Linked DNA regions of Homo sapiens: all the other regions are linked to region 4. A link is an interaction called in ENCODE POLR2A ChIA-PET data of the cell type or tissue named here. Cell type or tissue: OCI-LY7. All regions are shown on one strand.

Region 1 (5,000 bases), 93 kb before region 4:
GGTTGGGTGTTTGTTTTTGTGTTTGCGTTGCACAATTTTCTAAAGCCAAATAATTCTGCTCATAATGGCCCATCGATTAGTAAAACAGCTGTCAGTGTCCAAATTATTAGCATTATCTTACAAAAAAAAAATAAACCCAGACCTGGCACGGTGGCTCAGGTCTGTAATTCCAGCACTTTGGGAGACTGAGGTAGCAGAATTGCTTGAGCATAAGAGTTCAGGGCTGCAGTGAGCTGTGATTGTGCCACTGCACTCCAGCCTGGGCAACAGAAAGACATCCTGTCTCTAAAAAAAATAAATAAATAGACCTATAGGTTCTATATTTTTTAAAAAAATACAGAATCCATGCTTGAGGATATCAAAGATATATTTAAAACTTTTCAGATACAATAACGATATTATGGTTGTTTTTAAAACTCTTGTCCTTTAATGATACATACTGGAATATTTCTGGATGAAGTTGTATGATGAGCCAGGTGCAGGCGCTCATATTTGTAATCCCAGCACTTTTGGAGGCCAAGGTGGGAGGACTGCTTGAGGCCAGGAGTTCAAGACCAGCCTGGGCAATAAAGCAAGACCCCCATCTCTAAAAAAAAGTTATTAAATTAAATTGAAATTTAAAAATTAAGAAAAAAATTGTATGATGTATGGGCCTTGCTTCAAAATAATACAGAATGGAGAAAATGGGGGGAATATAGATAAAATAAAATTGACCATGAGTTGATAATTATTGCAATTATTGACCGTGAGTTGATAATTGTTGCAATTATTGACCATGAATTGATAATTATGTGTACATAAAGTATCATTACACTATTTTGCTTTTATCTATGTTGACATTTTCTATAATATAATACAAAGTTAAATAAGATATAGCCAGAATCAAGAGCACTTCCCACAATCTCCAAACTTACTCCTATGGTACAAGTCACCTTTTCTCACCTGCAGTTTACCAGTAGTCTCCCTAGATGGTTTCATTTCTTCTGCCTTTGCCCCTTTATAATCTATTCTACAGGGCAGCAGAGTGACCATGTTAAAATATAAATCCAAATTGCTCCTCTACTCAAAACCCTCCAAGGGCTGCCATTTTACTCTAGGTGAAAACCAAAGTCCTTGCAATGGCCTCCAAGGTGCTGTGATCTATGCCAGTATCCCCCTCAAATCTCATCTATCCTTGCCCCATTCATTGATTTTGTTTCACCCATACCAGAATCCCTGATGCTCCTAGAGAACCAGGAATTCTTTTGCCTTAATGTCTGTGCACATTCTGTTCCCTCTGCCTAGAACATGTTTCATCAAGATTTGTATACTGTTCCCTTCCTCACTTCTTTCAGGTCTATTTTCAAATGACACATTATCAATGAAGCCTTCCCTTGACCACCATACATAAATTAGCAACACTCCACCATCATGACCTTTCCCTGGTTTGTTTTTTCTTTCTCACCCTCACTCAGGCTGGAGTGCCATGGCACAATCACTGCTCACTGCAGCCTTGACCTCCTCCTCAAGTGATCCTTCCACCTCAGCCTCCTGAGTAGCTGGGACTACAGGCATGCACCAGCATGCCAGCTAATTTTTTGTATTTTGTAGAGAAGGGATTTCGCCATATTGACCAGGCTGGTCTTGAACTCCTGGGCCCAAGCAATCTGCCCACCTTGGCCTCCAAAAGTGCTGGGATTACAGGTGTGAGCCACCATGCCTGGCCTTATTTTCTTCATAGTCATTATCACCACTTGATGTACTATACATTTCTTTATTTTCTACCCCTTCCATGCTATGATGCAAATTCCACAAAAGTACCTTTTTTTTATTTTGTTCACTGCTATAGTTCCAGTCACTAGAACACTACCTGGCGCATAATAATAGGTAACTGGCAAATAAATGAAGACAAGCATTGAGATCCTCATTTAACAAATGAGAAAACCGAGGTGAAAACAGGTTAAGTAACTTGTCCAAAATAATATAGGTACTTTGGCCTAAAGCCTTTGTACTCTTCATTCCCTTTGCTCAGAATATTTCCATGTTCAAAGCAGTGTCTTAATCTTTGCCTTGCCTCAAAATCTGTATGCATTGTACTTCAGGAGCTGAAAGTACTTCACAGGGTTACGATGAAGATTAAATATAAATATGAGCATCAGTAAACTTTGTAGAATGTCAGGCCTCATACAGTTTTTAATTCTTGTGGGTTCATCTCTAAGATCAAAGTCAGAAACACTGTTTCTCCAAGCTTATTTTGATCTAGATGTGAAAATGTAACCATTCTATGGCCCGAATAAATTCCAGGCATGAAAATACAGATAAGATGTCTTATATTATTAACATGTGTTTCTTGCAAGTAATGGAAATAAGATATTTCAGTTCCTGAAATGTACTACAGGTCTTGAACTATTCAGATGTGAGCACCTGGCCGAAAGTACACCCATGTGATTATGGTTTAACTATAGCTCGAGGTTTCATCTCTCAGTTGCAGATGCGTTTTGAGGTATATAGATAGCATATATCAATTATAGTCTGCCAGGTAGCAGACATGGAATAACTGAGTCAATTAGTAATAGTGATCCTCAATGTTTTTCAAAATACTGATTTCCAGTTTGCCAAAGAATTGTGTATCTGTAGTATTACACTGCCCATGTGAGAAGCACAATGATCTAAACATTTTGATATTTTAGGAATAAACTGTATTTATGCTTTTTTTCAGTGATCTGTAATGATTTTTATATGAATGAGCATTTTAAAATTATATGCAAGTTTGCAATTTGTCCCATTTAACTAGTGGAAAAACCAATGTGCAAGGCAAACTAACTTGTCCAAATTCCCTTAGTGGTTAAAACAAAGCAGAATGAAAAAACTTAAAGTGGCATTTGCCTGCCAGTCTTTGCTGCTATGACTTACAAGATCATATTGAGAGGTGACAGCATGCTGGCAGCCCGCGCAGCGTCGCTCGCTCTCGGTGCCTCCTCGGCCTCGCCGTCCATTCTGGCCGCGCTTGAGGAGCCCTTCAGCCCGCCGCTGCACCATGGGAGCCCTTCTCTGGGCTGGCCGAGGCCGGAGCCGGCTCCCTGGGCTTGCGGGGAGGTGTGGAGGGAGAGGGACAGGCGGGAACCGGGGCTGCACGCGGCGCTTGCGTGCCAGCTAGAGTTCCGGGTGGGCGTGGACTTGGCGGGCCCCGCACTGGGAGCGGCCCGCCGGCCCTGCCGGCCCGTGCAGTAAGGGGTTTAGCACCCGGGCCAGCAGCTGCGGAGGGTGCGCCGGGTCCCCCAGCAGTGCTGGCCCACCGGCGCTGCGCTCGATTTTTCGCCGGGCCTTAGCTGCCTCCCCGCGGGGTAGGGCTCGGGAGCGGCAGCCCGCCATGCCTGAGTCTCCCCCTCACCACCGTGGGCTCCTGCGCGGCCTGAGCCTCCCTTACCAGCGCCGCCCCATGCTCCAAGGCGCCCGGTCCCATCGACCGCCCAAGGGCTGAGGAGTCCGGGCAGGCTCACGGCGCGGGACTGTAAGGCAGCTCCACCTGCGCCCCGGTGGCAGATCCACTGGGTGAAGCCAGCTGGGCTCCTGAGTCTAGTGGGGACCTGAGTCTAGAACCTTTATGCCTAGCTGGGGGATAGTAAACACACCAATCAGCACCGTGTGTCTAGCTCAGGTTTGTGGATGCACCAAACAGCACTCTGTATCTAGCTAATCTGGTGGGGACTTGGAGAACCTTTATGTCTAGCTAAGGGATTGTAAATGCACCCATCAGCACTGTGTCTAGCTCAAGGTTTGTAAATGCACCAATCAGTGCTCTGTGTCTAGCTGATCTGGTGGGGACTTGGAGAACCTTTAAGTCTAGATAAGGGATTGTGAATATACCAATTGGCACTCTGCATCTAGCTAATCTAGTGGGGACCTGGAGAACTTTTGTGTCCAGCTCAGGGATTGTAAACGCACCAATCAGCACCCTGTCAAAATGGACCAATCAGCTCTCTGTAAAACAGACCAGTCGGCTCTCTGTAAAATGGACCAATCAGCAGGATGTGGGTGGGGCCAGATGAGAGAATAAAAGCAGGCTGCCGGAGCCAGCAGTGGCAAGCTGCTGAGGTTACCTTCCACACTGTGTAGGTTTTATTCTTTGGCTCTTTGCAATAAATCTTGCTGCTGCTCGCTTTTTTTGGTCCACACTGCTTTTATGAGCTGTAACACTCACCTCAAAGGTCTGCAGCTTCACTCCTGAGCCAGCTAGACCACAAACCCACCAGAAGGAACAAACTCCGGACACGGCGCCTTTAAGAACTGTAGCACTCACCGCAAGCCTCCGTGGTTTCATTCTTGAAGTCAGTAAGACCAAGAACCCACCAATTCTGGACACAATATGAGAATGATATAAAATTGCAAGTATCTGGCTGTTTTTGACTTATAAGAATGCCAATTCCATGTGGTTCAAACTAATATTAATAATGGAACAGGTAAAAACCATGACACGTGTGAATTTAGAAAAGAAATTTCTGCAAACACATTCTTTTAGTGAAGGTGCTAAAATAGCAAAATTAAGAGCCTCCTACCAACTGCAGATAAGCTGACATAGGACAATAACAAAATTATAGCAGATGATTTTCAAAGCCCAATACTTTATAAATACCAAATAATAGTGGCAGAAAGGGTTACAGTTTGCCTATGTTCAATTAACTAAAGAACACTATGCCAGAGAGCCCAAGGTCAAAGGTTTGACCCCTTTGTCATCCTGTTAACTCTATCATGTTTCATGACCTACTGTACTCTTAGTCCAGGACATTCATCTCTGAAATGCACGCCCAAGGCAGAGGGTGAGAGGTAAGGATTGGAGTGGAAATGAATTTCAAGAAAAGGTACAAATCTATGACTTTTGCAGTGGAGATGGGGGCATCTAAAAGGCAGACTCTTGTGCCTGCCCTATGGTACATGTTCAATAAGTGGTGAATAAATGGATGGGTGAAGGAGTGAATGTCCTGCTAGTGATGAGTAATCTCATTACTAATTTTGTAGAAAAT
Region 2 (5,000 bases), 56 kb before region 4:
TGGTGAGTCACAAGGTGGCCTCTGTATCCTGGCTACCTAGAATTTCTCCTCTGCCAGAACACACTATGTGTCCCCAGGTTCCTGGCCATTTGGACCATGATTTGAACACACTGTGTGCTAGGAACGGTGCTAAATGTTTTCCACATGTAATCTTATTTAATCTTTTCAGTAGGCCATCAAATGGGTATTAATATTCCCATTATACAGATAAGAAAACTGAGGTTCAGAGAGATTAATTAGTTCAAAAATCAAACAGCTAATGAGTAAAAGTGCCTGGATTCAAAACCCAGGTCTTTGTGGAAAAAAATTAAGTTGGAGGTCTGTCTCACTCCTTATACTAAAATAAATTCTGGATGGATTCAAAGTTTGGATCTAAAAAACTGAAGGCATAAAAGTACTAGAAGAAAACATTATATATATACATATATATAAAACCTTAAAGTAGAGAAGGCTTTCTAAGAATTACTCAAAATCAAGGCTATAAAGTAAAAAGGCTGAGAAATTTCACTAAATGTTTCAAAAATTCTGTATGGCAAAACAATAAAAATGAAGAACTGACTGCAATATATATTATTAAGGTCTAATTGATTACATGCATAAAAAGTTCCTACAAAATGAATAAGAAAAATTCAATAACCGACTAGAAAAAATAGGCTAAGGACATGAGCAGATAATTCACAAGAAAGGAATAAAAATAGCACTTACATTTTTTTTTTTAAAAAACTGATCAATCTTACAAAAGTAAATTCAAACTATAGTAAATTTATACTTATAAATTATAATTTTAACTATATGTAGTTATAATAAGAGGCCATTCATCTCAGATTGGCCAAGTTTATCCTGTACTGGTGACACTATGGAGAAATGGGGCACTTGTATACTACTGGTGGGAGGTAAATCAATGCAACCTCTATGGAGAGCACTATTGATTTAAAGCTAAAAACGCTATTACAAACCCTCTGACCCAGCAATTGCACTTCTAGGAATCTATCACATTTATACTCACAAAGGCACATGTAGTAGGATATTTATTACAACAGTATTTGGAATAGCAATTATAAAAACAACCTAAAAGTCCATTAGCAGAAAATGGTTATATAGATTAAGGTAGCCATACAACAATGGACCACCACACAGCCTGCTATGGATATCTGCAAGATGTATTAAATGAAAGAAGCAAGGCAAAGAATGGTGTGTTTACAGTATGAAGAAAGGGCGGGGGCATATGATTCTATATCTGTATAGGCACAAGATATTTTTGGAATGACACAAAAGAAACTGGCAACAGTAGTTGCCCCTGGGGAGGCTATAATATTTAGCTCTTTCTAGGAAAGAAGATAACCTCCAACTCTTAAATTATACTCTGCCTTTTTATTCAGTCTATAGTAGTGCTTCAAAAGCAAGACAGTTTTCCTAATACAGGGAGAGAGGCCCTGTTTAAAAAAAAATCTATTTGGGGTACTCTGTTTCAATCTTTGTGTCTTTCTCTTTGCCCAGCTGCACCCCTTCATGGGACAGGGACCCCAGGAAGGAATGTCCCACCCAGACTCTGGAGTTGCTTTTCCAGTTCATTGTGTGTATCACTGCTTTCTCTAAACCATGTCTCAGCACAGTGAGTCTCTACAAGGAGGATTCATTCTTTCAGACCAACTTCCCTCAAAACCAAGTATCCACAGTATGGCAGCCAAAACCAATGGATCAAACAATAGCTTGCTTGTGTCATGAATAAAAACAAAACTCTCACACATTCTTACAGCTTAGAAATTACTCTCACTTCACTCTGACACAGAACATTTCTGAGGAAGCAGAAGGAGCTCATCTTTTTCTCCCCATTTTACAGAAATGAGATTTGAAACCAAGATAGTGACTTGCCTCAGGCCACGCAGCATGTAAGCAACAGAGCCAGAAGAGCAAACACAGGTCCCCTGACTCCAAATCAGAGCTGCTGCCAGGACAAATAAGATCTGCACATATAAATCTCCATTGGGCAAGGCCACAGACAAAACTGTCAGGGGTGGCTGGCATGAACACATGCCATGGATTGGGGGTGGAGTTAGGAGGAAGGAGCTCAGAAGCAGCCCTTAGAATACTTTTCAAGATATGCAAAAAGTAAAAATGAAAATGAAAAATAAAGCAGGCCTGAGACCTCCATAATACTATTTTCAAAAATCAAGACAATCAAATATTTTATTTTATTCTTCATATATTATGTTTGATATTTTCCTAATTCCTAGAAATACAAAACGGATTTGGGATTCCAAACATGAGAATGATTCCACAAAGCAGCATTTCATCAGCATTAACCCAAGCAAACACCTGAATTATCTTCTGGTGCTCTTTCTGCCATAGTGAGAAGCTGGCCATGGGGAGCATCCCTACACTAAGCACAGATTTGGTTTTCCACATATAGGTGAGAAGAGAAGGGAAGAGGCCACCGCTTAGGACCCACTCAGTTAACTCCCCAGGCGGGGCTAATTTGTTTCGTACCACAGCACCTGGGAGCAGGTGCTTGACAAAGAGGCTCAGATGTGCCTGGAAATACTCCTGCTTTGTTTCCTGGGGGAAGAAAAAGGATACCCTTCCCACTCATCGACCCCCTTCCAAGTTGGAGACTTCTGTCTGCAAAACATGTTTGTTAAACTGCCCTAAAAAAGGCACTTGCAGACCCAACTTGCTGTTTCTGTCTTCTGCACAAGCAGGTGGGGCTCCCTCTGTTGTCCTCCTCCAACAATAAACAATACCACTGCAAAGAGCTCTGGGCTTTGCCCCATTGCCTTCCCCCTTGTATTCTCTAAATCAGGGACCGTGTCTAATCTTTCCTCTGCAGAAGCTTCCCTGCGCCTGCTTGGCTGGACCGGAAGAACCTTCTTATCAGCTTATTCAGTCTCCTCCCACCGGGCTGAACACACAAAGCAGCCTGGCCAGGGAGCCAGAGGTCAGGGCCACGGCTCAGAACTGGGCTCAAGTCTTTCCCCTGATGGTCCTCTGCCCCGGAGATCAGAGGCCTACCAGGAACAGAGATGTCTTCTCCCTGTTGGAAGACTGTCACACTAGGCTGGACCCCTCCTTCAGCTGTTCAGATTCCCTCCTCACTGGAAGCAGGAGAAAAAGTGAGAGGGAAGCAAGTGTCCACATGCTCAGCAACCTGAATAGATGAAGACAAAAAAAGAACTCTCCCAAGTTTGTGACAGGTCCTGTGTCAAGCAAAAGAATGACTACTTGTCTAGAGCTTTACACACACCAGGCCATTATTGCATCCTTGAATCAACCCCATTGGGCAGAATTTCTTACATACTGTTACTATCAATGTTTTTACATCTATAGAGCACTTTTAGTTTCCTAAGTGTTTTCCAGTGCATTATCCTGGCAAATTCCTGTATCATGGCAAATTCTTATGCAGAAGATAGGGTACAAATTTTCCCTCAGCAGGGATGGACGCACACACATGCACACACACTCACACAGCATACCATAACCTATCTGTCACCAAGGCCTGCTTGAATACACCCCTGCTTAACCCCTGTCCCCACTGCACCAACATGGCTCAGGGACTAGTCAGCTCTCCCCCACCCAGCCTACTGTGGACTTCTAACCAGGCTCCCTGCAGCCAGTCTACGAAGTGTTTTCCCAAAAGTGCCAACTAATTATCAGCCTTGAGGATGCAGTTCAACTCCTTAGGTAGGATGGTGTAACAAGGCTCTTCATAATCTGGCCCAAATTCACCTCTCTTCAATTCCCATATACGTTAGACTCCATCACATAACAATGAACCCTGAGCTCCTTAAAGTTGAATTCAACAAGTATTTATTAAAGAAATGGCCAAAAAGCGGGAAACCTTTTTTTTTTTTTTGAGCAGAGTTTCTCATCACCCAGGCTGAAGTACAATGGTGAGATCCCAGCTCACTGCAACCTCCACACCCCAGGTTCAAGCAATTCTGTCTCAGCCTCCCAAGTAGCTGGGATTACAGGCACCCGCCACCATGCCTGGCTAATTTTCATATTTTTAGTAGAGACTGGGTTTCACCATGTTCGCCAGGCTGTTCTCAAACTTCTGACCTCAGGCAATCCGCCCGCCTCGGCCTCCCAAAGTGCTGGAATTACAGGCGTGAGCCACCGCGCCCGGCCAAAAACGGGGAAATTTTTAAGCCAAAATAAGTAGTCTCTTTCAAAGAGTTCCAGATTTCAAAAAGTCTATGAAATCAAGAATTCTGTAACCATGCTGCAGGGTACAGTTTGAGAGCTGGGTGGAAGATGTGGATGTGTAAAATTTAGCAACAGATGGAACCTGAGGGAAATCCTAAAGAAAATATAAATTCTGGGATTTTAATCCCAGGAACAACATGCCCAGGGAGCCAAAAACACCAAAAATAAATAAAATAAAATAAAATAAAATAAAAACAAATAACAAAAGACCAGAGAGGTCCAAACTTATTTCAAGATAAACAGATAAATAAATGGCCACTGGTGTTAACCTACTGAAGGCAGGAATGGCATCCAAACATTAACAGGTGAAGTAGAAAGAGGCACAACTTTCCTCAATAGCAACTTTTCAATACTCATCAAAAGCCTTTCAATACTCATCAAAAGCCTTCACAAGGTCCACACACTTCAACCCAGCAAGAGGAAAATTCTGCTTCTGGGAATTTTCCTACAGAATGCTTCCTAAATGTGCACAAAGATTTACCTATTTACTTACTTTTACTTTCTGTAGAGATGTGGTCTCACTATGTTGTCCAGGCTGGTCTTGAACTCCTGCCCTCAAGTGATCCTCCTGCCTTGGACTTTCAAAGTGCTGGGATTACAGGTGTGGGCCACCACATCTGGCTAAGATGACCCCCAAGATGGAGGGAGAAGTAAAACCTCTATATACCAATAGAGAAGGGCTAACAGAGAAGCCACATGATACAGCATTATGAAATAAATACTTGGACTGGGCGTGGTGGCTTGTGCCTGTTATCCCAGTGCTTTGGGAGGGCAAGAAGGAAGGATCGCTTGAGGCC
Region 3 (5,000 bases), 130 kb before region 4:
TAATTTTTATGTATTTTTAGTAGAGACAGGGTTTTACCGTGTTAGCTAGGATGGTCTCAATCTCCTGACCTGGTGACCCACCCGCCTCGGCCTCCCAAAGTGCTGGGATTACAGGTGTGAACCACCGCGCCCGGCCTTTTCGTCCTCTCTTTCATGCACAGTTCTCCTTTAGTTTTCCATCAATTTGGTATGTATTTCTATCAACTTGGGGCTGTTTAATTTAAATCAGTAACGCTAACTATTCTGACTAGAGAAATTTAAAATAAGTTGATCTGAAAGAGTTTAAGAAGAATTTGAGTTGTGTAGGAGCATTTATACACAAAATGTTATTTTAAATTTTTACTGTTCTGGATTTTTCATCATATGAAAAACATTTAATGAACATCTCCACACTTTTTTCCACCACTTTTCTAGGTCTAATTGTCCAAAATGTGGCTCTACTGGTGAATCTGGAAATGCCAATTACAGATACAAACTTTCCTTAAAAGTTGCAGAATCAAACAAATTGTTTGTTATTACTGTATTTGGAAGTTGCTTAGATACATTTTTTGGTCTTACTGCCACTGGTTTGCACAGGTAAGAATACTTAAAACATCCTTTTTCCTGACTGCCCTTAGAATTTGAAGATACAAGTTTATAAGGCAATATGCATTTTTGTAGAAAGATAATCATTCAACCCCAGATTGTCAATTCCTTTAAAAGACAAGCAAGTAAGAAAGATGTTTATTTCCTGAATACATATTATGATGATATTAAAACAGTCTCCTTTTATTTAGGGTAATTAATCTGTAATTAGAATATTAAGTTATAAATCTCTAATCCAAGTTACAGAAATAGAGGCTAAGAAAGTAACATCATTTCAAATTGAAGAATTATCCAAATTGAGGTTAGCATTGAAACAGTTAGGTTCCCCTGAGGCAGAAGAATCTATTTGAGGGAATATTTGCATTTCAGAAATTGAAATTTTATTTTTTATCTGTATTGCAATTTAATTTGCATAGTTTGACCTTTTACGACATTGTCCTGAGAATATAAGAATAAGCAATTAAAGCTTTTCTTGGCCGGGCGCGGTAGCTCACGCCTGTAATCCCAGCGCTTTGGGAGGCCGAGGCGGGCGGATCACAAGGTCAGGAGATGGAGACCATCCTGGCTAACACGGTGAAACCCCATCTCTACTAAAAATACAAAAAATTAGCTGGGCATGGTGGTGGGCGCCTGTAGTCCCAGCTACGCCGGGAGGCTGAGGCAGGAGAATGGCATGAACCCAGGAGGCAGAGCTTGTAGTGAGCCAAGATTGCACCACTGCACTCCAGCCTGGGAGACAGAGCGAGACTCTGTCTCAAAAAAAAAAAAAAAAGCTTTTCTTCCCCCTCAGTCTTCTGCCCTCCTCCCCTAATCACATGCAAGAAATCTATGTCCACATTTTTGTGCTTGAGACAATAAAGGGACCACAACCAGGCTTATCAGAGAAAAGGGATGACTTTTTCCTGCTTTCAAGTGAAGAGCTAGAGATGCCACCACTATTCCCACTGCCACTTTTATTTTTCCTTATAATCATTGCCGGGCCTGATGGTTAGGCAGGTAACTACTTTACTCCCACTTGATCAATTGGTTTTGTTGATTTTTCTGTGCTATGAGAAACTAGAGAGAACAAACTGCCTGGCTCTTAAAGTCACTTTTTTTCCTCTATAAAAGGTTCATGCTGCATTTTCAAATTAATTGTGTCTCTGACTTTATGGCAAGTAAAATTTCAAAGTTCATTGCTTCACATTTTTTACTTTTTTTCCAATCAAGGTACATTCAGGATCCTAATAAAATTCCAGAAACACTGGACAATGATACAACTCAGAATCTATTAACTAAAGCAGTTGAAACTTGCTTTGTTGGACAAAGCTTTATTTTTGGAGTGACGGTAATTGAGACTAGCTTTCTTTTTAATAATCTGTTAACATTTCCATTGTAATGAATTATGTGAATTTTCTAAATAGTTGTTAGGAGTTCTGTACATGTGAAGGCCTGTAGAAACACTTTAAACTATGTAAAAATAGCCTATAGGTGGTCTGTTAAAACACCATGTGTGACAACTTCCTCTTTCGAAAGTCAGGGGAGCCTACTTCAAATGCTTTCAGAGCTTAAAAATATAAATTTATTATATATTTAGAAATGTTAGATATTTGTTTTTGGTATTTAGTATTTATTTTGCCCTCCGGATTTTGTTCAAATTCTATAGTAAAACTTCCACCAATTCTCTAGCTTTTTAATTCTGTCTTCTATAAAAGAGAATAATGGAACACTGAAGGCAAAGTATCTTGAGTATTGATAAGAATACTAAAACTAGATTAAGAAAGATGGTCTTAAATATAAAAGTGACTGTAGAAGAAGTTAAAAAAAAAAGAAGTTACTCCTTTGACTTTGAAGGAGTAATAGTTTTCTGTCTCATCTATGCTAAAGGGAACAAAGAGACATTTTTTTCCACACTGGAATCAGGGTTTTAAAAGAGGACTCCACAACAGAAGAGTGAGAAAAATCCAAAGGGAAGGTAGAATCAACGGCTACAGAGCTTTACTTGTTAAAATCGTAGACAGTCCTTTTCTCTCCTCTCTTCTTTTTCCTCCTCCCCTTTTTCCCCTCCCCTCCCCTCCTCTCTTTCCTTAGCTAAAGAGAACTATGATAGTTGCCATTTATTGAGCCACTGCTATTTTCTAAGCACTGTGCAGTTTTCCATTTTATTACTAAACAGTAATCCTGCATTTTTATTTTTATTTTTATTTTATAAAGGAGAAGACTCAGGTTAAATAAATTGTCCAAAGTCTCAACACTATTAATAAATGCGGGAACTAGGATTTCTTCAAATCAGTTTAAACAAGCTCTTTACTCTAAGGTTTATATTCTCTTACATATGCTACTTTGCCTATAAAACTAACAGAATCGAAATTGGAATTGGGGGATGGAGGTAATAGTTGTATCTGTTTTAACCTTTTAAATCTGTTTATTTTATTTTATTTTTGAGACAGAATCTCACTCTGTCACCCAGGCTGGACTGCAGTACCAAGATCATGGCTCACTGCAGCCTTGACCTCCCTAGGCTCTGGTGATCTCCCACCCCAGCCTCCTGAGTAGCTGAGACTACAGGCACACGCCACCATGCCCAGCTAATTTTTGTGGGGGTATTTTTTTTAGAGGAGAGGTTTTACCATGTTGCCCAGTCTGGTCTCAAACTCTTGAGGCTCAAGTGATCTGCCTGCCTCGGCCTCTCAAAGTGCTGGGATTACAGGCATGAGCCACTGTGCCTGGCTAAATTTCTGTTTCATGTTTAAGTAAATGGAAGACAATTTTATTCTTACTTAAATTTCTTTGCTTCTTTCACAGAATTTTGAAAACCAACCTGGACAAGGTTCAGATGCCAGTAACTTCTTACAGCAATGCTCTGACCACAAAAGAAAAGCCAAAGCACTAGTGGCTTGCCAGATTGTTCTACCAGACCCAGGTATTGCAGGCTTTACTGTCATTGACTACTTCCATCAACTTTTGCAGACTTTTAATTTCAGGAAACTTCAGTGTGACTCTCAGGCACCTAACAATCACTTACTTGCTTTAGATCACTCAAATAGTGATCTCAGCAGCATATATACTTCTGACAGCACTTCTGATTTTTTCAAGTCCTGCAGCAAGGATACTTTTTCAAAATTCTGGCAGCCATCACTTGAATTCACTTGCATTGTTTCACAACTAACAGATAATGATGATTTTTCAGCTTCAGAACAAAGTAAGGCCTTTGGTACTCTTCAGCAGAACAGAAAGTCCATCTCCATTGCAGAGGCCACTGGTTCCAGTAGCTGCCATGATCCCATTCAGGATTCATGGAGCCTTGTTTCATATATGGATAAAAAGAGTACAGCAGAAAAGTTGGGTAAAGAACTTGGCTTACAAGCTAAGGAGCTGAGTGCAGTTCACAGCAGTCATCATGAAATTGGAGTTAATGACTCTAATTTATTCTCTTTGGAAATGCGAGAGCCCCTTGAGTCAAGTAATACAAAATCCTTCCACAGTGCAGTGGAAATTAAAAATAGGTCCCAGCATGAGCTACCATGTTTTCAGCATCATGGTATAGATACCCCAACTAGCCTTCAGAAGAGATCTGCATGTTGTCCACCTTCGTTACTCAGACTTGAAGAGACAGCCAGCAGTTCCCAGGATGGTGACCCTCAAATTTGGGATGATCTGCCATTCTCTGAAAGCCTGAACAAGTTTCTGGCAGTTCTTGAAAGTGAGATTGCTGTAACCCAGGCAGATGTCAGTAGTAGGAAACATCATGTAGATAATGACATTGATAAATTTCATGCAGACCACAGCAGGTTATCTGTGACTCCCCAGAGAACTACTGGAGCCCTGCATACACCACCTATAGCTTTAAGATCATCACAAGTAATAGTCAAAGCAAACTGTAGCAAAGATGACTTCCTTTTCAACTGTAAAGGAAATCTAAGTCCTAGTGTTGAAAAGGAGTCACAACCAGATAACAAAGTAGAGGCTGTCTCTGTAAATCATAATGGAAGAGATATGTCAGAATATTTTTTACCGAATCCTTACCTGTCAGCTCTGTCTTCATCTTCAAAAGATTTAGAAACAATAGTTACTCTTAAGAAGACTATCAGAATCTCACCACACAGGGAGAGTGACCATTCTAGTCTAAATAACAAATATTTGAATGGATGTGGAGAAATATCAGTTTCAGAAATGAATGAAAAGTTGACAACTCTGTGTTATAGGAAGTATAATGATGTCTCTGATCTTTGCAAATTAGAAAATAAACAATATTGTAGGTGGTCCAAGAACCAAGATGACAGTTTTACAATTTGCAGGAAACTTACATATCCTTTAGAAACTCTTTGCAATAGTCCAAATAGAAGTACAAATACATTGAAAGAAATGCCTTGGGGACATATCAATAACAACGTAACACAGAGCTATTCTATTGGTTATGAAGGTAGCTATGATGC
Region 4 (5,000 bases):
GCCTCAGACTGAGAGTTCCACTGTCAGCTTCCCCAGTTCCAAGGACTTTCAACTTGGACTGCACTAAGCTACCAGCATCCCAGGGTCTCCAGCTCATAGACAGCCTGTCATGGGACTTCTCAACCTCCATAATCACACGAGCCTATCGCCCTAACAAATCTCTTCCCACCTCTCTCTCTCTCTCTCTCTTTCTCCCTCTCTCTCTGTCTATCCATCCATCAATCCATCCATCCATCCTATTGGTTCTGTCTCTGGAGAACACTGACTAATACAGGTAATATGCTACATTAAAGGAAACTAAAGAACACAACTGTATTGGGTAAGTAGTCTTGATAAGATTCTGGATCAGAAAAATTTTTTAAAAGTTATAAAGGACATTGGAACGACTGAGGAAATCAGAAAAATATGATTGTTTCCATGTAATGGTATTGTGATTACATGGGAGAATGTCCTTGTTCTTAGGGGATATATGCTTAAGGGCCTAGAGACAAAGCATGGCGATATCTGCAACTTACTTTCAAGTGGTTTAGAAAAAGTATCTGTGTGTGTGCACACGTGTGTGTGTATGTGTGTAAAGACAAAAGCAAATTAATCCAGATAAAAGGTACATGGAATGTTTTTCGTTTGTTTTTTGTTTTTTTAGGTGGGATTTTTTTCTTTCTTTTCTTTTTTTTTTTTTTTTTTTTTTTAAAGATGGGGTCTTACAACGTTGCCCAGGCTGCTCTTGAATTCCTGGGCTCAAGCATTCTTCCTGTTCCTGAGTAGCTGGGACTACCAGTGTGCACCACAGTGCCTGGCTTCACTGTACTATTTTTGCAATTGCTCTAAAGGTTTGAAAGGTTTCGAATTAAGTTGGAAAAAGAATCAAATAAAACATAAACCACCTGGCACCCAGTAGATGCTATGACAGTTCACATTATGGCTCCAGTGAACAAAAGGTCTACAGAAAACTCTTCCCCCGTGCCTGAAAATAACATGAACCATATGAAAGTAAATGCCACCAGACGGTCCTGGCTTCATGAAGCTTATATTTTCAATCAGAAGGCAAGGCAAGAACAGGAAGCAGCTACAGAAACAGTATAGTTTTGGTTTCAGAAAGCCTACCTAGGGTCTATATCTGCATTTTTCAGAGTGGGAGGGGAGGGCTAGGTCATGTCGAAAAACAAAACAAGTTTACTTAACCTTACTGAAAATTGGTTCCTCATTTGTATGTAAAAAATTGAGCTAAATTCTACTGCCTAGAATTGAGATAATAAGACAGCATCCACAATACAACTTTGTAGAGCATCTTTTATTGAAGACTCTCATTAAAAGATATTAGTTTCCTACAATTAAAGTGGTGAACAAGGAAAGCACTCAGATGGTTCCACCTTTGTTTTTTTATCAGAATACCCAGCACAGGACCTTGCATTTAGCACACAAACACTGGCTGAAGAAGGAACAATTAGACAACATGAGACAGAATTCCTTTCAAAAAGTCATTCAGCCTACAAAGGCCACTGGAGTTAAAGGAAAGACTAGTATGAACTTGCTCAGTTTGAGAGTTTGAGACATGAACCCTTTGACAACAGAATATATTTATGTGCACATAAATTTGCCAAAGTCCTTTTATACACAACATCTCCTTTGAGCCCCACAATAATCCCCATTTTATAGATAAAGAAACTGAGGCTCAGCCAGGCATGGTGGCTCACACCTGTAATCCCAGCACTTTGAGAGGCTGAAGTGGGCGGATCGCCTGAGGTCAGGAGTTTGAGACCAGCCTGGCCAACAAGGCGGAACCCCATCTCTACTAAAAATACAAAAAAATTAGCCAGGCATGGTGGTGGGCACCTGTAATCCCAGCTGCTCGGTAGGCTGAGGCAAGAGAATCGCTTGAACCCAGGAGTTGGAGGTTGCAGTGAGCCAAGATTGCGCCACTGCACTCCAGCCTGGGTGACAGAGTGGGACTCCGTCTCAAAAAAAAAAAAAAAAAAGATAAGTTGTCCACGTAGCAAACAGCTCAAATTTTTTGTTTGCTTCACCCAGCCACAGTGGCTAAAGAGTGAAAATAATTCATGGCTGCGATCCTCACAATCTCTTCCCCAGGGTTCCTGTTAGGGCAAAGTGACTCACTGATGGCCACTCCTAAGCTCACACCTGCTTCTCTAAAGAAAAATGCCAAAAATCTGCCCTTTGATTGCTTCTACTGAAATTCAGAAAAATGAACACTCGGGCCTTTTAACCACCTGCTTCAGATATTTTAAAAGTGGAGCTTAAATTCTCTTTGCAATGTGGTTGCATGACTGAGATGTAGAGGAAGTGAGCAGAAGATATTTTCATTTCAAGGTTGATGACGTCCACATTTTAGTGAAGTTAACTAACCGTAACTAGAAAATAAAATTTTTCTGCAGAATTCTCTGGGGAAAACTCTTGACTGCTTTATTGTTTCAGTTCACTTTTTAAACACTGTACTGTGTTGCAGGCAGGGATAAAGTATTTCTCTCTTCCAGGGATTTCTACATTATTTACACATCAACTTTTATTACCACCATCACAAAAACCAGCAGGAACTCCGTAGTTCAATTTTTGCCCCCGTTCTGTTCACCCTTCGCAACTAGCTTCCCTTAGTAAAAGAGTTCAGCCCAAGTGGCTAATGGACTTGGCAAAGGTATGTAGAGTTAGCCCTCTCAACATTGCTGACAAGAATTTAAATCAGGGGGCAATGCTAGTGCCCTTGGACTCAGCATTTCTGCCCCCTGAAAGATATCTTACAGAAATATTCCCACAAATTCATAATAAAATGAGGTACTCAAAGGCTCACTGTAGCACAGTTCCCAACAACCATTAAAACAGGTAAGTTGGAGCAATATGCAAATACATGGGGGAAATGCCCAAAATATATTAAGTAAAAGAGAACAAGCAGAATTACATGTGCTATAATAATATTGCTAGTACACATATGGGGAAAAATGACAGAAGAATACACATCAAAATCTAACAGTTGATTATCTTTGTGGGTAGAATTAAAGAGGACTTTCCCTATACAGTCCATGTGTTTTTCTGTAATGAATTTTAATTAATCTTATGTTATTTCTTTCTTTTCTTTTTTTAAGACAAGGTCTCATGATCAGGGCTCACTGCAGCCTTGACCTCTGGGGCTTAAGGGATCCTCCTGCCTCAGCCGCACCCTTCCCCATAGCTGGGACACAGGTGTGCGCCACCACACCCAGCTAAAAAATACAAAAATATCTTCATATTTTTTGTAGAGACAGAGTTTCACCATGTTGCCCAGGCTGGTCTCAAAGTCCTGGACTCAAGCAATTCACCTGTCTCAGCCTCCCAAAGTGTTGGGATTACAAGCATAAGCCACTGCGCCCAGCCAATCTTATGTCAATTCTAGAATCAAAAAACAAATTTGAGATATATATTTAGGTACCTTTTCCCTTCGATTTGGGAACAGCTAATGTTCCTCCTGCATTGCTCCCTCTAGTAATGTCACACATAGAGTGCCAGCTGTAGAAGTTTCCAGTCACAGAATACAGGATTGTATTTAGAAAGGATATAAAACAACACTTACAATGTCCCAAAAAGTGGTATCCCAGCCCATAGGCTGATTAAATACTTGAAATGACCAGGAAAATCACTACCTCCTGAAGCAGCCCTTGATGTGTTCTAGCTTTGCTATGACATTCCTGAAGACATTCAGGAACGCCAGCTGATCATATACCAATATCTACAACGTGTCAGGTTAAACAAATGGAATCATTATCACATCCAAGAAAACTAACATTGTTACTGATTATCTAATATGTAGCTCCCATTCAAATTTCCCCGATTATCCTGAAAATGTCTTTTGTAGCTTTTTTTTTTAAGTCCAGGATCCAATCTAGGATTACATGTTCCATTTGGTTGTCATATCTCTTTAGTCTCCCTTAATATAGATTGTCGTCCCTCATACCTTCCATTTTTGTTGTCTTTCATGCGTGACATTTTTGAAGATCATAAGCCAGTTATTTTGCAGTATGTCCCACAATCTGGATTTGTCTGATTATTTATTTATGGTTAGATTTTTTTTTTCTTTTAATAGAGACAAGAGCTGGGCACAGTGGCTCACACTTTGGGAGGCTAAAATGGGAGGACCACTTGAGCCCAGGAGTTCAAGACTAGCCTGGGCAACATAGTGACAGTTTGTCTCTACAAAAAAAAAATTTAATTTAGTCAGGCATGGTGGTGCACACCTGTGGTCCCCACTGCTCAGGAGTCTGAGATGGGAGGATCCCTTGAGCCTAGGAGGTAGAGGTTGCAGTGAGCTGTGATCACACCACTGCACTCTAGCCTAGGCAACAGAGTGAGGCTCTGGAAAGAAAGAGAGAAAGGAAAGAGAGAAAAGGAAAGGAATGGAAAGGAAAGGAAAGGAGAAGACAGAGTCTCCCTATGTTGCCCAGGGTGGTCTTGAACTCCTGGGCTCAAGTAATCTTCCTGCCGTGGCCTCCCAAAGTGCTAGGATTCCAGATGTGAGCTACTATGCCCAGCCCCATGGTTAGATTTAAGTTAAGCATTTCTGGCAAAAATTCTACATCAGTGATGTTGTGTACTTCCCATTGAATCAGGTTGTGTAGTTACACTAAATTATCTTTTTCCTCATTTTGTCACTGTGGATACTAAACAAGCACCACCCAATAAATAAAATGTTTAAAAGGATAAATAATGTTAAAAACAGCTACCATGAGCACCAGCTATACCAAGCATAGTGTCAGACATTTAAAACACATGATCTCATCATGTGAACCTCCCAACAACCTTACAAAGAAACAGAGGCTCAAAGAGATTAAGTAATTTGCTCAAGGACACACGCGTATGATACAAAAATATGTGCATGTACGTATGAACTCCAGCACATAAATATGTATACGTATACAATTTAACATGATCTCAAAGGTTCATGGTCTTCCTGAGGACCTTTCAGGCATGAATTAAGAACTGCTACGTTAGGCTAATCTTGAGGAGGCCTACGTAGT
Region 5 (5,000 bases), 100 kb before region 4:
TCTGTTAAAATTTGAGCTTTCTGTTGTCTCTTCTCTAGCCACCCAAGATGCTAAAACAAAATAAGACCAAGGGGAAGAAGATGGCTGGGGCCCCTGCTGTCATGAAGAAGCAAGAAGCCAAGAAAGTGGTGAATCTCCCCTGTTTGAGAAAAGGCCTAAGAATTTTAGCACTGGACAGGACATCCACCCCAAAGGGATCTCACTCACTTTGTCAAATGGCCTCATTATATTAGGTTGCAGCAGCAAAGAACTATCCTCTGTAGGTCACTGGAAGTGCCTCTTGTGATTAACCAGTTTACCCAGGCCTTGGACCTCCTAACAGCTGCTCAGCTTCTTAAGCTGGCCCACGAGTACAGACCAGTGACAAAGCAAGAGAAGAAGCAGGAATTGTTGGCCCATGCTGACAGGAATGCTGCCAGCAATGGAGACATCCCCACTAAGAGTTCACCTGTCCTTCAAGCAGGGGTTAATACTGTCACCAACTCAATGGTGAACAAGAAGTCTCAGCTGGTGCTGACTGCACAAGATATGGATCCCATCAAGCTGGTTGTCTTCCTGCCAGCCCTGTGTTGTAAAATGGGGGTCCCTTACTGTGTTATCAAAGAGAAGGCAAGGCCGGGAAGTTTAGTCCACAGGAGGACCTGCATCATTGTCACCTTCACACAGGTTAAATGGAAAAAACAAGGAGCTTTAGCTAAACTTTGGGAGCTTCAGGATCAATTACAATGACAGATATAATGAGATCCACCATCAATGGGGAGGCAACATCCTGGGTCCAAAATCTGTGGCTTACAATGCCAAGCCAGAAAAGACAAAGGCTAAAAAACATGCCACTAAGCTTAGTTAAATGCACACTGTTGAGTTTTCTGTACAGAAAGATAATAAAAAATTCTCCTTCAGCCAAAAAGAATTCAAGCTTTCTTTTCTGACCTCTTATGCCCTACATCCCCACCCAATTGAAAGTATTTTTTTGAAAGAATGCCTTACTACTGATACAGTGTCAATTGGTGCTATGATTTGAATGTGTTTCCTCCAAAATTCAGGTGTTGCCAATGTGATAGTATTAAGAGGTGGGATCTGTAGGAGGTGATTAGGCCATGGGGTTCCTCCCTCATCAATAGAATTAAGGCACATATAAAAGAGGCTTCACGTAGCATTTAGCTAGCTTTCCAACTTGTCCTTTCATCATGTGAGGATGCAGCAAAAAGGCCCTCACCAGAAACCAGATGTGAGCACCTTGATCTTGGACTTACCAGCCTCCAGAAGTATGAGAAATGTATTTTATTTTATTTATCATAGATATAAATTACCTAGTCTCAGATTTTTTTTGTTACGGCAGCCCAAAATGGATTAAGACAATGAGAATGTAATTGGTATTAATTATGTGGAAAATAAATTGGCATTATTTATGAAAATTTTAAATTGATGTGCTCTTTTAAAAGCAGCAATCCCACTTCCAGGAATTTATCTCACAAATACACTCATATATGAGAAAGTATAAAAGAAAAATATTCCATAAAGCATTGTTTGCAATAGCAAAATAGTAAAACAAATATCTGTCAAGATACACAAATAATTTAGTATGCATAGAATATTACTGGAAGAATATAAAAAATGATTTAAAAATTAGAGATAGTGTATATAGTATTTTTATAAATACATAAGTATATTTCATAAGTTTATAATATTTTAAAAACTAGTCACCTTCAAAGCCAAATGTGGTGGAATGCACCCATAATCCCAGCTACCTGGGAGGCTGAGGCAAGAGGATCACTTGAGCTCAGGAGTTTGGAGGCTTGGGCACATAGCAAGACCCTGTCTCCAAAAAAAAAGAAAAAAAAAAACTGAGCCCAGGAGTTCAAGACTGGCCTGGACAAGATGGCAAGACCCCATCTCTACAAAAAATGAAAATGAAAATGTTAGCCAGGCACAATTGCACAAGTCTTTAATCTCAGCTACTTGAGAGGCTGAGGCAGGAGGATCCCTTGAGCCCAAGAGTTCGATATGGCAGTGAGCTATGATCATGCCACTGCACTTCTGCCTGGGTGACAAAATAAGACCTCATCTCTTAAAAAAAACAAGGCAAAACAAAAACCTGACATTTAATATTTTTCACGGTTTTGAACAATTAAAAAAACACTAATCACCTTCAGATAATGATAGAGAACCAATTTATTATGTTGATAACTGGTAAAAAGGGAAAAAAATTAAAAATTTATCTTGCTTTTCTCTCATGAATTGTACCATTGGATAACCAAATAGGTGAAGGGAAGCTCTCTTTATAAAAATATTTTAATTAATGCATTTATTAAATGGTAGAAATGGAATATTACCATTTTGTAACCCCCAACAAATAATGGATGCACTCAATGAGCGTCGATGGTTGCTAACATTCCAAAGAGAGACAAGAAGATATCTGCTTTCTGATGGAAGAAGATACCACTTCCTATAATCTTCCCAAAGGGATTAAACATGAGTATACTCCCTCTGCATCCAGCTGTCAATATGAAAAATATACAACTGACAGAACATGCAGACCTCCACCATAAATATAAAATCAGCAAAATCCAGACTGTGAGAAACTGCAGGTCAAACAGTTCACATTCTTCCACAGATTACTGTAAGGGAGAGAAAGAGATATATACTAAAATTATTTAAAATGTATATTAGTTGTTTTTTTTTTTTGAATGGGCAAGATTAAACTTAAGTGCCTTGAGATACACATTTGGGTGCATCACTTCCTTGATGACTACGAAAGTGAAAATAGCGGTTACTTTGAGGTGGAAAGAAGAGATTCTGGGGTGGCTGGCAAAGTTCTATTTCCTGACACAAATACAAGGGTGTTTATAATAGTTCCATTACATAATACACTTTTTCCGTATTCATGTTTTAGTTCATATTAAAGATGTTTAAAGATCAATTTTTTGAAAAAAAGGAATATGTGCATTATACAGAGGGAAGCAAAAGACTCTAATATGTGGAGCCTCTCCCTCTGAGCCATCTCTTAGATATTTTACATACTTGCTCATTTATTCCTTATAAGTAACCTATGAGGATTGAGGAAAATATTTTTGTAAACTTTGTAAACTGAGTTTACAGAGGTCGAGTAACTTTCTCAAGGCTAAGACCATGTCACTAATAAGTGGCAGAACCAGAGCTCTAATTTTTCCAGTACTCTGCACTGCCACTCATGAGGCTAAAGGAGAATGCTGCATGAACCCTCATCTCTCAAGCTAGACATTTCTCGGTGAAACACCTTCCTTCCTGTTGATCAATGTCTGCCACTACTTGAATAACTTAAGGTCAAGCATAGGTTAGGTATCCTGCAGTGGTTTTCTCTGATCTATCACTTGTTTTTCAGCCTAATTTGTGATGTGATTAGAGAAAGTTGCCTCCAAGGGAGAAACATAAATTCACCTGTAAAAAAAAAAAATCACACCTTTCCTCTAATAAGATCCCTTTATGTGCCAAGCCAAAGTGCATGACCACTTGGCCCTTCCGTACAGCTCCTTCACAGTCTGAAGCATTTTCTGCTAACTAGAGGCACCAGCTGTGCCAAGACAAGCTGTTTGTCCACCCCTTGCCTGCCTTGAGTGGGAAATAATAACATGACATTGTAAAACACAGGGGTGCCCAGCAGCCTTTCATTTGGTGAAAGTAACTGCAAGGGCTCAGAGCTGGGTTAATGGATACAACAGTGCCTGTAATCAGATCCAGGTGCTGTATATACTTGTTATTGATTACGACTTCAATAATTGCAAAATCAACCAACCAAAAGAATCATGAAAAAAATATTATGCAAGATGTCTAAACAGAGGCCCCAAAACCAGCAGTTGCTGGAGAAGTATTTATCACCTTTTTCAAGATCCAAGCTTAGGGTATTGTATGTTTGGCAAAATAGCTATATTTCAGCAGGGCTTAAAGAGATTACTTGTCTCAGGGCTTTCAGTTTGGCCGGTAACAGATGAAGACAGATTGATTGAAAGCATTTGAACAAATATAAACTTGAACAAGCTGAATGGACGTGATTAAGTTAATTAGGGTCGATAAATGCCATTGACAATATCTTACAACTCTTCCTTTATCTTGGAGTATTTCTTTCTTATATAACACAGGCAAGTGGATATGGTGACTCTAATATTAAACCTGTAACTGAGTAGCCATTCAGCCTAATTAACTAGACACCATCTCTCAATGGCCTGCTAGATAATTAACGTTTTATTTTATACATGTAATATTACTCATCATTTACTGTATGCCTATTATGTACCAGACACTATGGCATTTACCCTGTATTTTTTGTTTTTTTAATTTATTTAACTTTTATTTTAAGTTCAGGGGTACTTGTGCAGGTTCTTTACATAGGTAAACTTGTGTCATGGGGGGTTTTTGTACAGATTATTTTGTCACCCAGGTATTAAGCATAGTACCCATTAGTTATTTTTCCTGATCCTCTCCCTCCTCCCACCTTCCACCCCCCAATAGGCCACAGTGTGTGTTGTTCCCCTCTGTGTGTCCATGTGTTCTTATCACTTAGCTCCCACTTATAAGTGGGAACATGCCATATTTGGTTTTCTGTTCCTGCATTAGTTTGTTAAGGATAATGGCCTCCAGCTCCATCCATGTTCCTGCAAAGGACATGACACAATCTCATTCTTTTTTATTTTAAGACAGGGTCTGGCTCTGTCACCCAGGATGGAGTATAGTGGTGCAATCTCAGCTCACTGCAACCTCTGTCTCCTGGATTCAAGTCATCCTCCCACCTCAGCCTCCCAAATAGCTGAAACTACAGGCACATACCACCATGCCCAGCTAGTTGAGCTCATTCTTTTTTATGGCTGCATAGTATTCCTTGGTATACATATACCACATTTTCTTTATGCAGTCTATCATTGATGGGCATTTAGGTTGATTCCATGTCTTTGGTATTGTGAATAGTGTTGCAATGAACATATGCCTGTGTCTTCATAATAGAATGATTTATATTCCTTTGGGTGTAT

What was found. ChIA-PET counts read pairs that join two places held together with the same protein. Peaks named below come from ENCODE experiments on the same cell type or tissue, not always from the same donor. Only the 100,000 strongest peaks of a DNase experiment are listed, where the experiment ranks them.
Region 1: POLR2A ChIA-PET joins it to region 4 with 11 read pairs; 16 of 35 experiments call an interaction of 5 or more read pairs at or near these places.
Region 2: POLR2A ChIA-PET joins it to region 4 with 12 read pairs; 15 of 35 experiments call an interaction of 5 or more read pairs at or near these places.
Region 3: POLR2A ChIA-PET joins it to region 4 with 10 read pairs; 12 of 35 experiments call an interaction of 5 or more read pairs at or near these places.
Region 5: POLR2A ChIA-PET joins it to region 4 with 11 read pairs; 15 of 35 experiments call an interaction of 5 or more read pairs at or near these places.

Annotation. Positions count from the first base shown.
Region 1 is chr11:82,967,590-82,972,589 of GRCh38, forward strand. No RefSeq gene overlaps it. Among named protein-coding and RNA genes, the nearest start is that of DDIAS, 68 kb to the left of the region's middle. RefSeq lists enhancers at 4,091-4,170, 4,231-4,320. In OCI-LY7, no CTCF peak of the experiment used is centred here; DNase peaks (open chromatin) are centred at 2,402 and 2,862; H3K4me3 peaks cover 1,656 bases; H3K27ac peaks cover 5,000 bases.
Region 2 is chr11:83,005,241-83,010,240 of GRCh38, forward strand. All of the region lies in intron 1 of RAB30 (RAB30, member RAS oncogene family), which reads right to left. Among named protein-coding and RNA genes, the nearest start is that of SNORA70E, 34 kb to the right of the region's middle. RefSeq lists an enhancer at 2,627-2,686. In OCI-LY7, CTCF peaks have their summits at 2,731 (motif pointing left) and 2,934; DNase peaks (open chromatin) are centred at 1,871 and 2,851; H3K27ac peaks cover 951 bases.
Region 3 is chr11:82,928,363-82,933,362 of GRCh38, forward strand. It overlaps DDIAS (DNA damage induced apoptosis suppressor), which reads left to right. Exons shown (of 6, transcript NM_145018.4): 4 at 415-576; 5 at 1,795-1,912; 6 at 3,370-5,000. Among named protein-coding and RNA genes, the nearest start is that of DDIAS, 29 kb to the left of the region's middle. In OCI-LY7, no CTCF peak of the experiment used is centred here; a DNase peak (open chromatin) is centred at 2,079; H3K4me3 peaks cover 1,861 bases; H3K27ac peaks cover 4,742 bases.
Region 4 is chr11:83,061,045-83,066,044 of GRCh38, forward strand. The region is part of intron 1 of RAB30 (RAB30, member RAS oncogene family); the gene reads right to left. Among named protein-coding and RNA genes, the nearest start is that of RAB30, 8.4 kb to the right of the region's middle. In OCI-LY7, no CTCF peak of the experiment used is centred here; DNase peaks (open chromatin) are centred at 1,027, 1,715, 2,327 and 3,167; H3K4me3 peaks cover 4,743 bases; H3K27ac peaks cover 5,000 bases.
Region 5 is chr11:82,957,376-82,962,375 of GRCh38, forward strand. It overlaps the pseudogene RPL7AP54. Among named protein-coding and RNA genes, the nearest start is that of DDIAS, 58 kb to the left of the region's middle. RefSeq lists an enhancer at 3,344-3,503. In OCI-LY7, no CTCF peak of the experiment used is centred here; DNase peaks (open chromatin) are centred at 2,786, 3,236 and 3,556; H3K4me3 peaks cover 1,469 bases; H3K27ac peaks cover 3,756 bases.